2 separate regions of the Homo sapiens genome follow, and region 1 is linked to region 2. Evidence: read pairs that join two places in POLR2A ChIA-PET (ENCODE). Cell type or tissue: Caco-2. All regions are shown on one strand.

What was found. ChIA-PET counts read pairs that join two places held together with the same protein. Peaks named below come from ENCODE experiments on the same cell type or tissue, not always from the same donor. Only the 100,000 strongest peaks of a DNase experiment are listed, where the experiment ranks them.
Region 1: POLR2A ChIA-PET joins it to region 2 with 10 read pairs; 2 of 35 experiments call an interaction of 5 or more read pairs at or near these places.

The regions. Positions count from the first base shown.
Region 1 is chr17:48,740,035-48,748,034 of GRCh38, forward strand. It overlaps LOC105371811 (a long non-coding RNA gene), which reads left to right. Exons shown (of 3, transcript XR_934823.2): 3 at 3,090-3,431. Among named protein-coding and RNA genes, the nearest start is that of HOXB13, 15 kb to the left of the region's middle. In Caco-2, no CTCF peak of the experiment used is centred here; no DNase peak of the experiment used is centred here.
Region 2 is chr17:48,621,442-48,629,441 of GRCh38, forward strand. It overlaps HOXB9 (homeobox B9), which reads right to left and starts at 4,917. Exons shown (of 2, transcript NM_024017.5): 1 at 4,312-4,917; 2 at 1-1,694. The coding sequence starts at 4,828. The coding sequence ends at 1,459. It overlaps HOXB-AS4 (HOXB cluster antisense RNA 4), which reads left to right and starts at 7,257. Exons shown (of 2, transcript NR_046611.1): 1 at 7,257-7,417. RefSeq lists an enhancer at 3,770-4,447 and a silencer at 5,858-6,013. In Caco-2, no CTCF peak of the experiment used is centred here; DNase peaks (open chromatin) are centred at 3,840, 4,570 and 5,240; H3K4me3 peaks cover 2,354 bases; H3K27me3 peaks cover 3,076 bases.

The DNA of each region.
Region 1 (8,000 bases), 120 kb after region 2:
ATGGAAATAAATTTCATTATATCTCATTAGTATCTCAAACTAATACTAAAAACAGACTTAAGATATTTGGGAAATTATTAAAGGGAAAAGGGAAAAATTAAGGAATTTGGAAAAATCAAAACATGAACTCTAAAATAAAGAAACCCGGCTGGGAGTGGTGGCTCAAGCCTATAATCTCAGCATTTTGGGAGGCCGAGGCAGGTGGATCCTTGAGGTCAGGAGTTCAAGTCCAGCCTGGCCAACATGGTGAAACCCCATCTCTACAAAAATAAATAAATAAATAAATAAATTAGCCGGGCGTGGTGGCATATGCCTGTTGTCCCAGCCACTCGGGAGGCTAAGGCAGGAGAATTGCTTGAACCCGGGTGGCAGAGGTTGCAGTGAGCCAAGATCGTGCCACTGCACTCCAGCTTGGGTGACAGAGTGAGACTCCGTCTCAAAAAATGAAATAAAATGAAGAAAACCCTTTAATACACTGTCATCTTTTTTATCAGTGCCCCCCATGACTTCTAAAACTACAAAAGTGGGAACCAATTTCTGTCCTCTTCCTCCCACCCCATTCCTCCCACCCTGTTTTACTTTGGAGGCTGAGTCCACATGAGTAACAAAGGAGCTATACCTGGCAAATGTTCACCTAGAGTTGAATTGTGGGAGGCTCAAACTCCTCTAATGGCTCTGTTACCCACACTGACAGCAGAAAACTGTCATGTTTGGGTCAACAAGCATGGTTGGGTCAACCTGGTGCCAAAACACCTTCCAAGCCTGTCCCTTCTATGGGGGAAAAAAATGGGTATTTGGTGGGCACTGAGGATTCTGAATTTGATTTTATGGGTGGCTCTCAAAGCCTCACCCTTTAAAATTGAGGGTGAACATTGGTGTACATGTGTGGTTTTTTAGGACATGAGCCTACTGCTTTATTCTTTTCTTTTTCTTGAGACGGAGTCTCGCTCTGTTGCCCAGGCTGGAGTGTGGTGGCGTGATCTCGGCTCACTGCAACCTTCGCCTCCCGAGTTCAAGCGATTCTCCTGCCTCAGCCTCCTGAGTAGTTGGGATTATAGGCACACATCACCATGCCTGGCTAATTCTTGTATTTTTAGTAGAGACAGGGTTTCACCATGTTGGTCAGGCTGGTCTTGAACCCCTGACCTCGTGATCCACCCGCCACAGCCTCCCAAAGTGCTGGGATTACAGGTGTGAGCCACCGTGCCCAGCCTATTGATTTGTTTTCTAATGGCAAATTTTACAGATACAGAAAAGTAAACAAAAAAGTGTAATTCAACCCCTCATACCTATCACTCAGCTTCAACAATAATCAACTCATAGCCCATCTTATTGCATTTCTTTCTGGAGGTTTTTTGTTTCGTTTTGTTTTGTTTTGTTTTGTTTTTTTGAGACAGAGTCTCACTCTGCCTCCCAAGTAGCTGGGACTACAGGCGCCCACCACCACACCTGGCTAATTTTTTGTATTTTTAGTAGAGACAGGGTTTCACCTTGTTAGCCAGGATGGTCTCCATCTCCTGACCTCGTGATCCACCCACCTTGGCCTCCCAAAGTTATGATGAGCACCGGGCTCAGCCTTCTTTCTGGAGTATTTTAAAGCAAATCCCAGACTTCTTTTCTTTTTTTTTCTTTTTTTTTGTTCCAAAATTCTTCAGTTTGAATCTTTAACAGGTTTAAAAAAATTTTTTTTTGTTTTTAGAGATGGATCTTGCTCTGTCACCCAGGCAGGAGTGCAGTGTCACTGAAGCCTTGAACTCCTGGGCTCAAGGGATCCCACGCCTAGGACTACAGGACTACAGGCATGTGCTACCATGCCTGGGTACATTTTTTTTTTTTTGGTCGAGACGGGGGTTCCCAGATGGGTCTCAAACTCCCTTGTTCAAGTGATCTGCCTCTTTGGCTTCCCAAAGTGGTGGGATTATAGGCATGAGCCACTGCGCCCAGCCTAGTTTTATTTTATTTTTTGTAGAGACAAGGTCTCGCTTGTTGCCCAGGCTGGTCTCTAAACTCCTGGCCTCAAGGGATCCTCCAACCTTGGCCTTTTGAAGTGTTGGGATTATGGGCGTAAGCCACTCTTCTTTTGCTTTTTTTATATATAACCTTTATGTGATTGTCACACAGGACAAAATTGAGAATAATTCCTTAATACTATCCATGTTTGAATTTCCTAAGTTTTCTCAAAAATGTCTTTTTACAGTTAGTTTAAGTCAGGATCTAAACAAAGTTCATACATTACATTTGCTTGATGTCTCTCAACTGTCTTATAACCTATAACAATTGCTCCCAATCCATTTTTCATGCCATTACTTTATTTAAAAACCTGGGCCAACCCAGTTCTCAAAAGGTATTGGACATCCTCAGAAAAGATGACTGCTCTATGTTGAACCAAACAACTGATTCTTACAGGTTTCTTCCTCACTTGTCCTCTGGCTGTGGCAGCCAGATATGGACAGGAGAGCTACATCCTTCCCTCCACTCCCTGCCAAAGAAAGGAGAGCTGGGATAAGCAGTGCCCTCCCCTGCCCACCCACTATGTCACTTTCTGACTCCCTTTGGTCCCCTCATTGCTCTTGGAGTGAGAGACCTCATTCCTTCTCTCACTGGAGGCAGCCAAGAATGGGATCCTCTGGTGGGTCTTTGGATTATGTAAGTTTCAAACACTGGATACACAGCTCCAGATCTAAAGGCAAGATTGCTGCTCTAGAGGCAGGACTGTTCATTTCCTGCCTTGGGGATGCACCCAGAGGCCTGAATGCTTCCCAAGGAAACCAAAGAAAGAACATGGTCTGTTTCAGAGGTGGAGTGGCCAGTCTAGCTCTGCCATCTCTCACTCCTTCCTGCCTTTAGGGTACCACTGAGGTGGAAAGCCTGAACTGCTGTCTCTGCTCTGGCTTGTGCTCAAGCTGTGTGTCCTTGGACTGGCCATCTCCTCTCTGCAGCCCTCGGTCTTCTCATTTGTAAAATGGAAGTGATCCTCTCTGCCCATACTTCCTTACAGGGCTGCTTGGAGACAATCAATCAAGATGAGGGAAATTGAGATTCTACAAAGAGTGTGATGCCTACATAACAAAGTATTGTTTTTCTCACAGTTGGTGGTATTTGAGGAGAAGGTGAAGATTTTGGTTGGAAGAGGGACCAGCAGACAAACTTGTTCTCTTGTGTATAAAAAGCCATAACACGCCCCACATCCCTCAAGCTAGGAAGAAACCTGGGCTGGATGGTGACCCACTGGAGAAGCTGTGACATCCTAGCATGGGGAAGAGTACCAGGATGCCCACTCCTCTTCCCCAGGAACCACCAAGGAGCCTGGAGCCTGGCTTTATCTCAGCCCTGAGTCCCCCTCTCCCGGTGCGCACACCCCTAACTTTTTTTTTTTAGATGGAATCTTGCTCTGTCGCCCAGGCTGGAGTGCAACGGCAGCTCACTGTAACCTCCACCTCCCAGGTTCAAGCGATTCTCCTGCCTCAGCCTCCCGAGTAGCTGGGATTACAGGCGCGTGACTCCATGCCTGGCTAATTTTTGTATTTTTAGTAGAGGTAGGGTTTCACCATGTTGACCAGGGTGGTCTGGAACTCCTGATCTCAGGTGATCTGCCTGCCTCCACCTCCCAAAGTGCTGGAATTACAGGTGTGAGCTACCGCGCCCGGCCAATCTGGGGCTCCTAGCTTTGGTGCACCAACTACTCAAATCCCCAACTTCTCTCCAAGAGGAATTTCAAGAAACACTGACCAATCTGGTTACAGAAGCTGAAGGGGCCCCAACCAGGCTGCAATAAACCTGCTTTACCCTTCTAAGCTGAAGTCTCTCTTGCCCAAAACTTTGTTCTCTGGGACCTGGTGAGAGGGTGACTCCGTGAGTGCAGAATGCAGTGCAGACGTTATTGAAGAGGCCTCACATTTTTCATTTCCAGACTACACCTAGCTCGTAAGAAGCCAGGGAATATAATAAATTCTCCCCTGCAGGACCTGGTTTTAATTAATTATTGGGTTATTCAAGGTGACTCATGTGTGAAATGCAATGTGCACTCGTAAACTGAATCTCACATAATCCATTCTAAGTAACTGGCTGCGAGCTATCCTCTCCAGAGACTTACACAAAACTTATATTTATCCTTTGAGGGTCTTGGGGCAAAATGTAAGGGTGACTTCAGTTTAAAGAGAGCTCACTTGGCTGGCTAGGGGTACTAAGAAACTGGGTCTTGTTTTCTCAACTGCTGATTTGATGAGGTTTATTTCTTAGAACATCTGGTGTTTTTATATGTATAGTATATATATAAGATATATGTATACGTGTATACACACATATACATTTATATATTTTAGTCATTTGTTTTGCAGTATCTGCAAAGGATATGTGAAGCCAGCTCATTGCAGAATAGAAATTGATGCTGAGTTTTTCTACAGCTAACCTGGCAGCTGAAGCTCCTCCTACTGCCAGGACCTCTGAAATTTGGTCTTTATCACCCACGATCCATGTTCATCTCACATCTCAAGGTCTCTCCTGTACAGCGTGGAATTGCTCTTGTCTGGGATTTATATTCCCTTCTGTGTAACTTAAAAACTCCAGGCCCCATATCTTCAAAACAGGCTTCTGTTCAGAATGGGTGTGAGTCTCCCGCAAAGAGCCATTAACACTGCAGAGCCTCTTGGTCTGCAGCATTAGGGAGTCTACATTTTTGAAACCATTTTGGGATGGTAGGGTTGGGGGCTGAGTCTGTTCATGTAAACAGGATCTGGAAATGGTGAGGGAGTGCATCTGGCTACTCTACATAGCTCCACCTGTTTGCCAGGTGCCTTCTCCAGACCCAGGCAATGCAGAGGAGGGGGTTGGGTGGGGGAGGGGAAGGGATCCAAGGGAGACTGTGAGCCCCCTACCCAGAGTTCAGCCAGAGAAGGAAAGGGAGACTCTGGCATTGCACCTGGGTTCCTGCCCCAGAAAAGAGGGTAAGATCTGATTTTTTTTGGCGAAGGAAGGAAGGAGAAACTGAAGGAAGAACGGGATGGTTTATTTTCTCTCAGTTTTTGTCTGACCCCTGGGTTGGAAGTGGAAGGCTCTGCTAGGGGCCCTGCACTAAGCCAGTTCTGAGCGGAGGAAGCCTCCAGCTTTTTTTCTTCCTGGTTTTCTTTTCCCTTTTGCCTCCTTTAATTCCCTTTCTTGACCTGGAAGCCAGACATTTTTTTTTCTAGGTAAAAGAGAGGCTAGATTCCAAATACCCCCTCAGCTCCCTGCAGACCCTGGAACTCTGTCCTGACTGGTCCCTGAAGTTCCTCTGGGCCTTCCAAACAGTGGATAAAGTCTGTGTCTCAGCTAGAGTCTCAGCCTGGAATTTCTTTTTCATGCATGGGCAGGCCTAGGGACTCTAAACTTTTGAAAAAAAATAAAATTTTCTTCCTTTCTCTGACCTACTTGAACTTTCAGTTCCAGGAGGAAGGAAATAAATGTGATGTAGTTTCAAAGTATGTGGGAATTTAATAAATGCAGGCCGTGGAGGGTCACTTTCCCCATGAAGACAACTTTATCTGCCCCACTAGGCATCTGAAACAGTGCCATCCGAAACAGTGCCATGCGAAACAGTGCCCACAAGCACCCACCTGCAAAAAGACACAGTGACGGAGCAACAGCAGCTGCGTCCTTACACGCAGATGAGCTGATCCAGGCTTTGAAGGAGCCAGTTAACCAGAGATGGGTTAATTCCTTTGCCAGACCAGAGGTATTGAATCCAGAGAACCCTCACTCCAGAGAAATGGAAGAAGTCTGTGACAGACAGGCAGAGGGACAGAGGGACAGATGGGAGCTCACATAGGGAAAAGAAAAAGGATGAAAATTGTAGTTAAAGAAATCAGGGACTTTCAGGGCACGCAGAGCAGAGCTGATGGGAAGTCCCAGAGAGCTGGATAGGAGGGTAGTGGAGGCTGGGATTATCCAGAACTTGTTTTAACACAGGTATACCTGGCTCGGCTCAGCACCTGCTAGGTTGGCTTTCTAGGATGACAAAATAACCAGCCAGCCCTGCCAATTCTGGGAGAAATCAGCCAGAGCCATTGTTTGGCTTGTCTTCGACCAAACAATAGTTGATTGGCTGGAATTTTCACTTTCCCTGAGTTGTTAGCTCCTGTAAGGAGCTGGTCAAGTCCCCTTGCCCTTAGCTAAGAGTAGACCCCAGCCCCTTCTCTCCCGGCCAAGAGCTGATCGACCTGTCAGTGCAGGAAAATCTCTCAATTACTCACCTCTACCGATTGAATATTGAGAGGGAAGTGTTTTGGTTTGTTGCTTGTAAACAAAACAATCTAGAGTGATCCAGAAGTTTTATCAGCTCTAATCTCATCTCTTTCATCAAGTTATAGGCCCAGAATCAGGACTAGAGACCCACCCACATTTTTAAAGCCCCAGACAGCCTACACGTTTGTGTGTGTGTGTGTGTGTGTGTGTGTGTGTGTGTGGTGTGCGTGTGTTTGGTAGCCTGTATAGGGAAGTTTTTATTTTTATTTTCATTTTCATCATTAGTCTTATTCTTGGTTATCTCTACTTGTTTGATGTGACAGAGCCACAGCTATATTCACAACAAAGAAGGCTGAAGCATTTGGGCAAATACTCAGATTCTAATCTCCGCCCCAACCCCCCACCCCTCCATTTAGCCACATCAGTCAGAGGGCCCCCCGCCAGGGGAAAGAGAGTGGAATGGGGGATTGAGAAACAAGATTCCAAGGGCCGTGCTTGGCTGACAGTGGTCTTTCCTTCTTTTAGTAGTTTCTTTGGAGGGACTGATGAGGGACAGCAGAATCCCCAGGAAGGGAGTGGAGGAGGTGAAATGCTGCCATCAGTGAAATGGAGAAAGAAGGAAAGCGGAGGGTTTGCTGGTTCCGGGGGGGAGTAAATCAGTCGCTTTATAATTCCACGATGTTTGCATCATTTTGGCTTCTGAGAGGCTGCGTTTTGAGGAGACACCAGAAGCCTGGGAAGTTCGCTTACTGGTTCTCAAGTCAGAGTCCCCCTTCCCGGGGCTCCTTCTGGGGACTCCGGGGGAGAGGGATCTCTCTGTCCATCCTGCAACTCCTCTCCTGGCATAGATGCCCCGCACCCCCACCTTGGGCCATCCTTATCTGCCTGTTCCCCATCACGATTGATCCTCCAGGGTCGCCAAGGCTCCTGCTGACTACAAAAACATCCCCAAGATTCCCTTCTTGACCCGGTTCAGGCATATCTCTTTATACTTCCATGTCTCCGTTTCTCTATATTTTTACTGTGGAGGACTCAGAAGAGAGCTGAGGCTATTGTCCGGGGAGGAAAGGAATTCGGGCAAATTTGTGGGTAGGGGCCCAGACCCAAGACCCGTGTTTCTCCTGCGTGGGTTGGAGTCTGTCTCAGGTCGCTCCAGGGACATCAAGAGCCCGCGCCGCCGAGAGCCCGCGCCGCCGTCCAGCGGGAAGCAGCGGACCCACAGGGGCCTCCAGCCGCCTCCCCGCTCCCGCCCCGTGTTTCTCCTGGGCCTCCAGCTCCGTGGAGAGAGCTGAGAGTTCTCGGCCCGCGGGCTTCCTCACCAAATCCCCAAAAACCGACGCAGGCACAGAGGGCTGACTGTGTTTTGAGTAATGCACGCGAGGCAGTCCAATCCGGCGAGATGGCCCGAAGCGGGGCCCAGCGGTCGGGGGTGTGGGTCTGGAGAGAGAGGGTCTCCCCACTTCCTTCCTCCGGCTGCTCGGTCACCCATCGACTACCCGGGCGGAAGCGGGGCGCAGAGGGGCGCAGAGGGAGGCATTGCCCTCCAGGAGTATCTATTCCCATCGGGGTATGGTGAATGCCATCTAGGCCCATGCTCCATTCCCAGGGCCCCCTCGGTTCCTCCAAAGGCGTCCACCCAGAAGCAGCCCCAGTGTCGCGCATTGACTCCCGCCGGCCAAGTCGCCGCCGAAACAGGATCTCCTAAAGCGGGCTCCACCGGGTCCCAGGGCGAAAAGGTCCGAAGATCTACGCTGTCGGAAAGACCTGGAGAACTCGGGAAG
Region 2 (8,000 bases):
GGAGCAGGGGGAGGAACGGAAGCAGAGAGTAAGCTTCCATCTGATGCTTAGGTGCCATTTTGCCCCTTTCCTTTGCACGCGGGACTGTTTCCCAGAAGCGCGCGCACGCACCAGCCACGCAGATCTGCATCCAGGCCCATGAAGCAGGAGGCCAAGCCCGGCCCTGGGGCGGGTCTCCTTTGGCGCTGGGGCTAGAGCCGCCAAGCCCGGGGCTTCTCTGCGTGGGTCGAGAAGCCGACGGGATTCGGAGGAACGCGCAGAGCGTTGCGCGCTGGGGCCGTTGCTCCTCCCTGTCCCAGACCACTTGTCCCGGAAGGGAGCTTGGGAATCGATTCACAATAAATTCTCATTCGGACTCTCCTGGCCTGGCTTTCCTGTCTACAGTGGGGTTGACCTAGCGGGGAACGGAAGGTGGAGGGATTTTTCTACAAGGGGCGGCTTGACTTGCGGGTGCAAGGTGGATACGACCGAAGAGAGTTGATTTCAGAGCTAGGGAGGGTGCGGAAGAATGCAGGGCCGGTCGAGAGCAAGAGAAGCTACAGTCTGTCAAGTGGTGCACAGATGAACAGGAGGACAACATTGTCAAGGCTCTACGACCCACAGTTTGACCTTCTTTTGTTGGAAGGAGAGGGAAACATCATGCGGAATTAAACATTTCCTGCAACAAAATGTATATGTTGGTGGGAGGTGGGGAGTAGCTCCACCTAAGATAGCTTCATAAAACCACGTGCTGCCTTTTCTTGTACTTTCTAGCCCACCGGCTTGGGGGCTAGGTTTGCTCCATCTTCCCCATGGCCCTTGGCCTGAGAATAGTTGGCAACTCCATGGGAATGGTATGGCAATGCTGCAGCCTTTGGGCTGCAACACCTCACTCAGGAGTCTGCCTCTAGACATCTCCCTGGTGGGTATTTGCATTAGGGGTAGAACCCGGGCTTGCCTGACAGTCTGAGGGCTGTTTTGCCAAATTTGGTGTGCGATGGTCTGCAACTGGAGTGTCACCTCACTTGACTGAATGGTGGTTGTGAGCTCACCCCATTACTGTGTGTGGATGTCTGCTGAGCTGTGTAGAGTTGGAGTGTCCCTGGGTGACTTTTGGGTGGGTGTAGAGAAGAAACAGGCAAGCTGGAAGTGAGGGGCTAGGACTTCCCAGAAAAATTACAGGGCATACTAGGAGCTTGACTGGGGTCTCTCTTTCCTTGTGGCCCATCACATTCTTAGGAACCAACTATTTCTATCTTCTAAATCAACAAAACTTTCTCCTGACACCTAGAGAGAAGAGAGAGACAGGTAAGGGCAAAGGAAAGGAGGGAGGTTCTAGGTGCAGATAAAGGACTTGGAAGAGAGACTCCCTTCCCCATTCACTTGAATACATCCCAGACAGCACTGGCTTTGCAGTCGTCACATAACTAAGAGTGAGATGGGGAAGAGCTAGGGAGGACTGGGGGTAATCTTTAATCTTTACTCTTTGCCCTGCTCCTTATTCATTTTCTTCATTTTCATCCGCCGGTTCTGAAACCAGATTTTGACTTGTCTCTCACTCAGATTGAGGAGTCTGGCCACTTCGTGCCTACGGTCCCTGGTGAGGTACATATTGAACAGAAACTCCTTCTCTAGCTCCAGCGTCTGGTATTTGGTGTAGGGACAGCGCTTTTTCCGGGAAGAGCGAGCGTGCAGCCAGTTGGCGGAGGGGTTGGCTGAAAGAGAAGCAGCGATAGAATCAAAGAAAGGAAGGGGGTGAAGGGCCCCAGATCAAGAGGGCACTCCCTTGGTCTCCACTCCCCATCTTGCACTGGAGAAGAGGCCACCTGGGTCTTCAAGCTCCCAGGAAGGGTGTCACAGATGGGCCAGCCATTGCTATAGACACCTCCAGGTGAGAGGCTGTGTGGAAAGGATGGAGCCAAACGTGGGCCCAGGCTTCCTCAGCACTTCCAAAGCTCTGCCTACATCAAGTTCCCTCTCAATTTTTCTCTACTTGGGTCCAAACTGCTTAGGACTCAGGTCAGAGTTCAGCATGGTTGAAGTCCCACCAGCAGCACTCCCAGGCTGACTAGGGGTGGGTGGCTGACCTGAAGGGTCCTGGCTCTAGGAGGTGAGAGGAGGAGTTGGGTGGGGAAGTGAGATGTCTGTTCAGTCACTGCATTTGGGGTGTCACTTCACCCCAAGAGACCTCTCAGCCCTTCAGTCCAGTCCCAATATCCCCTGCCTTGATCACAAACAAGCTTGTGTCTCTAGACCACATGGCAGCAGGCATGTGTGTCTGCGTAGAAATCTCCCCCCCTGCCACCACCACACACCACGAATATGGGTCTGCACTTAGAGCCACAAACAGCCAGCACACTCCAATTCACACGCAATGCAATTGCAACCATTTATCAACTCCAGCTTATGGACAGGGGAGCACTGGGGGCTCACAGATAACTTATGGTTGCAATAGTCTCTCTCCTTTTCAGCTCCTGCTCAGCTCACAGTTTGGTTAACGCAAGTGCAGGGAAATTAGGGAATAAAATTGCTCCAGTCCCAAGGTGGGGAGCCAGGGGTGATGTGGAGGTAAAAGGAAGCCCTTCACAGCACACCTAGCCTTAATTGATCCTATGTGGGGGCTGGAGGGGAGAAGAGGGTAACCGAGTGGAAGAGAGGAAACAAAAATATATACAGGCTTCTCTTCTTACCTTCTCTCCCCCTACTCTGGAACTCAAAAAAGTTGCCAAATAAAGCTAAGCCAATTAAAAATAACAGCCACCAGCTACTAGCTTCCTTCTCCCCAAGTGAAAAACACTGGATTTTTTTATATAAAAAATTTGGTTCATCCTACACTAAGTACCGTGTCTTACCAATTTGCAGCGCTATTTCCTTAATGTGATTGCCTGGGATGGGACCCGCAGCCGCATTAAATATGAAAGAGGGAAAAAACTGTTAATAATTGATCCTAGCCAAATGGCTGCCTTGCCATAATGGGCTTTTCAGGCAGAATTTGGGGGTTTAGGGTGGGGGATCTGTTTGGGAGTGTGCGGGGAGGGTTGGGGAAGAATGTGTTCCCTAAATGCCAGCTCTTAGGATTCCACCTGGCAGGTTGGAGGTGACAGGACCCTGCAAGGAATGGGGCTGCTCTTTACTCTCCAGCAGGCAAGGATGCTCTAAAGGGCCCTGGGGCCACTCCGTCAATGGGAAATCTAGCAGGGCAAGGAGAGACTAAAACATCCCTACTTCCCAAAAAGAGTAAGAAACGAGGACCTGATCCACCAGCCTGCGAGTCATTGTTTGAGGCTGAGTTCCCTCACCGATGAGCCCTTCTCAACCTTAAAAATAAATAATAGGAGAACCCTCTCTTCTCATCTAGTAGCACCTCCTGAAAATCAGCCAGACTTGGCGTTCTGGCCGGGGTGCTTTTGAGGAGTGGGAGGTGACGGGAAACTACCCACAAAGGGTAAAGTTCTCCGCCTCTCTGCAACTCTCTCTTCCCCCCACCCCTCCTCTCCCCGGGGTCCCTTCGAGATGCCCCGATATTCGGAAGCGATTCCCCGACTCCCCAAGAGGCGGACAGCCCGGGCTGGGGCTCGGGAGCCCCGCAGAGAGCAGCGGGGGACCGCAGAAAAGGAAGCGGTAGCCCCTGCGAGGACGCCGAGGAGGAGAGGGGCCACCGGAGGGAAGGCTCCCGGGGAGGGGCCGGCGCATCCGGGGAGGGGGCTCAGTCACCGCGTCCTGGGCTTCCCCCGCCCCTCCTGTCGCCGGTTGCGGACTCTGCGCGGCTACAGCGCGAGATCTGCTAGGAACAATCCTCCGCCAAGCTGTTGCATCGCAAATAAAATCCTAATGAGCTCCCTCCCCCTTCCCCTTGGCCGGCTTTTACGGTCTGCGCGTGGCGCGGGGAGCTCTGCCAGCCGCACGGCCCCGGGCAGCCCAGTGCGCTCCGGCCCTTGCCCTCGCCGGCTCTCGGCCTCGCTGGCCGCTGGCCCCGGCCCCCGCCAGCTCCTCTCCCGGCCGTCGCCGGTCTCTGGCCGGGCTTTCAGCTGGGGCCTCCGGGAGAGAGGGGGAAAGAGGGCCGAGAGAGCTGCAAGTCGATCCCCGAGCCCCTGTTCCCCGCAGGACTTGGAGAAGTGGGGGCAGCGCTCCTCTGGCGGCCTCAGTCTCCCCTTCTAGAGCACGCAGCTTTCCCCTTCCCTCCGTCTTTCCTTCCTCTCCCCTCCTCCTCCCGGCCCGCTCTCCGGCCACCGCCGCAGTTTCCCTTCACATTGTCCGCAGTTTATTGCCTTTCCCCTCCCCGCCCCCCTCCTGGCCTTCGGCCTGGGTATTTCCTCACTTTTTATAACTTACTTTGATCCGGCCTCTCTTTGTCCTCGCTTCCTTCGCAAATTTTATTGTCCCCGTAGCCGGGTCTTTGATTAGACAGCACGGCCTCCCTGCCCGCCGAAGTTTCCAAACTGTACTCGGGCGTGCCCTGTTTGAGCAGCTCCCCAGGCGCGCCCAGCAGCGGCTCCGCCTTCACCGCCGCCTGGCCCTGCCCCGGGGCCGCTTCGCCGCGCGGCGCCGGCTCCAGCCAGGTGCGGAGGTACCTGCTCTCGGCCGGCGGGACGCCCTGGGGCTGGATGTAAGGGTGGTAGACGGACGGCAGGCTCCCGGACGCGTGCGGGCTCAGCGGCGCCCAGGAGGCGCCGAACACCGGCGCTTTGGGCTGGAAGCTGCACGAGGGGAACTCCAGGTGCTCCGCGTGGCCCGGCTGCCGCGAGCTCGCGTACTGGCCAGAAGGAAACTTGGCTGGAGGCGCGTCCTCACTCTCGTGACTTATGATCGAGTCGACATAATAGCTGCTAAGCGTCCCAGAAATGGACATTCTCAGACATTATCCGGGCGCTTGCAGGGGGAAGGGAAGCGCTCGCGCGGCGGCGCCCAAGCAGGGAGAGGTGGCACCCGGACCGGTGTGAGGGCTTTCGGACGCGACCCCCCCAGCCCCCCACCCTCCCACCCCCACCCCCTGCTCAACTTCTCAGCCAACAAAGTACAGTGGAGCAGCCCGTCTCAGCTCTCCTTGCAAAATGATTGGTCAAAGTTTTTCCGACTGCCTGATAAAGCGTCAGCTCCGACATAAATCAATCGGGCGAGGGGGCTGCGCTCTCGCTGTCATCCGTCCGCACCGCACTCCATATCGAGGATGGATTGTTTTATGCTGATGCAATGTGCTATCACGTCAGGGCTCCGGCGGCCACGTAACCTCAGCCCCAGCTACCGGCCGCCCGGTCCCCCCCTCCCGCTGCAGGAAGGGGGGCAGTTCTCAACATGGGGCGGCGGGGGCGGAGGAGAGGCGGAGGGAAGCGGCGGGCTGCCTTGGGAGGGACGCAGGCTGTAGAGCCCTCTCCCCAGGCGGGTCGGGGAGGGAGGGAGAGCAAGGGCGGAGGGAGGGAGAGAGCCCCAGCCCGGGGAGAAGCCATAGAGGCCCGAGAGGATACTGGAAGAGGAGGTGCTCCTGTCCCCCCACACACACCTCCACCCCGCAGGCCCTCATTTCCTCTTCTCTTTCCCCTTGACAAAAGATGTTTATTAAACAACAACAGCAGCAGCAATCCACAGGAGATGAAGTAAAATGATGAGGGGAAAAGTTGGGGATTTTAGGACGTTGTCCGCTTTGGAGGGGGCTCTCCTTGCACTCTTTGTAGAGATTTACATGACTGCGAGCTTCCCTGGGCCCCTCAGTAGCTGAGGGAGGAGGAGAGAGGTGAATAAAACGACTGAGTGTCCAAGAATCCACTATCTGTCCTGAAATTAGAAACTACTTGAGGTTAAAGGGATCCATCAGGTCCCGGAAACGTGAGCCTAGGAAAGAGTTTAATACAAGGAACCAGAGCGCCTTTACATTTATTGGGCCTTTCTCTGACTCTGGCCAGAAGGATGGATTTAAGATGGTGGTGGTGACGTGGGGGGTGGGGGTGAGGGAAGCCATTTCTCCTTTTCTCCACTGAATAACCACCCAGGCCCCTAAATTTGCCCTGATGAGGGAGCTAAATAGGAGAAAGGGTTAAGGCCACTTTCCTGAGGTGTGACCAGAGCAGAGGCCTGGGAAAGGATCCCCAGTCAGCAAGGGAAGGGGTCCCAAGTTATCTCCCCTTCCATCCAAAGAGGAAGGAGCCTGGGCTGAGTTTTCAGCCCTCCTGTACTACTCCTCTCACCTGAGGCTCCTGCTCTGGAGATTTCCAAACACCGATATAGGGGCCAGTGTGGACAGCGAGCCCATGGTCAGTCTCTTCCCCTCACTGCCTTACCCCCTGCAGACCCCTTCATTGGAGCTTCCAAATAGCCCTTTTTATATATATCTATTCTGTGGCCCTGCACAGGGACTCCCCCGGGGCCCACCGACTGGCTTCCTCGCTCCTCTCCCAGCCCCTGCTCCTCAGCTTCTGCCCTGGTTGCAGTCGCCTCTCCTGGCACTTGGGGAGGTGTGACCCCTGGACAGACCCAGTTCTCCTCTGGTTAGGCTCAGGGGTAGATTGGGGTGGATTTCTCGGCAACTCTCTGACTCTGAGTCCTAATAAGGCAGGCTGCCCTCAGTCCGGTCCTTTTAGCAAAAGAGGGGCCACTCTAACTTGAGTCCGTATCTTTTTGGCCACCTACCCCTCTGCCTTGTAGAAGGCTGCGGATCACCTCCCACACAGGCACACACTCCCACCCGCTTGTCTTTCCAAATGAAGCCATCTCGTGTCATTACACGTGAAATACGAGGGTGAAGCGCCATATTTCTTCACATTATGGCGATTTCAAAATGATTTTTTAAAGATCAATGCCGGCGCCCATCTGGCCCCCTCCTTTCCCACCCCTGCTCTCCGAGGGTGACAGCCCGGCAGATCCGTAACCAAACAGCATGAAGGTCTGCCTTTTCCATAGGACCCAAGTGGGGAAACAAAAATCCGATGCAAATTCTTCCAAGCAGAGGTTGGACGCTTGGGAAAGTCGAGGGAGCTCCCCGGACTCACCAGCGAAAAAGCTGGGCACTGAGCGAATGAATCACAGTTAAGGCAAAGCACCTGTTCTCAATTTGCCAGCCCTATGAAGTCTGCTGTTGGCTTTACCTGTCATAAATACACTCTTCAGGAAAAAAGATTCCCTCCCCCGCCATAAATAATGGTGTTATGAAGCATGGTGGGCTGAGTATATGATTTCTGTAGTATATAAATTAGGGCCTAAAAGGACATGTTTACTACGGACTGGGGTTTTTTTATTTATTGAAAAGTCACAGCGCTGGGCTGTCCTTAAGACCCAAGCAAAGCAGGCACTGCGCTCTGACTGCCGTCTTCCTGGTTCCCCTTCCCTCTCCTGCCCTGACTTTGCAGCTGCCTCTCTGCAACAAGAGAGGAGTCAAGAGGACCACTCAGTTTAGGGAAGAAGTTAGAGGAAGAAGAACACTTGGGCTGATGGCTTGTGCTCTACAAGGGTGAGTTCTCCCAGCAGACAAGATTTGGGTTTGTGGGTTGCTGTCTGTCTGAGGAGTTGCCCTTTATTCCCTGGTGGCTCCTGAGTGCTGGGTGAGAAGGGGACTTAGGCCTCTTTTCTGAGATCGGAACTTAGCCTTTGCTCATGAAGAAGCTGGAGAGTGGAGACAATTTTAAAATGACAGGTTTTGGAGGTCTTGGTCTTCTCAGGGAGCAATGACTCCAGAGGAAAGAGAATGAACTGGCCCCTAAGCCCTGTAGTCTGCATCCCAGCTCTTTGCCGTCCAGGTAAATGCACCAAGCAAGGAGTCCCACCCCAGCCAAGCTTTCTGGAAAGCACTGCTGCCCCAAACTGGAGTTCAACTCCAGCTCAGGCAAATGATTAAAGGGTCAGCTGAGAGACTGTGGACTCCCTCCCACCAAAAAAGCCTTGTTTTCTCCCCAGACAATGGTACCCACCATGAAGGAGGATAGCAAACAGGATTGTGGCTCCTGGAGCCCAGCTTCCAAAGACACTTAGTAAAGGGGTTGCTTCAGTGGGGGTCACCTTATCCTAAGAGAGCAAAACTGCTCCATACCCCACCC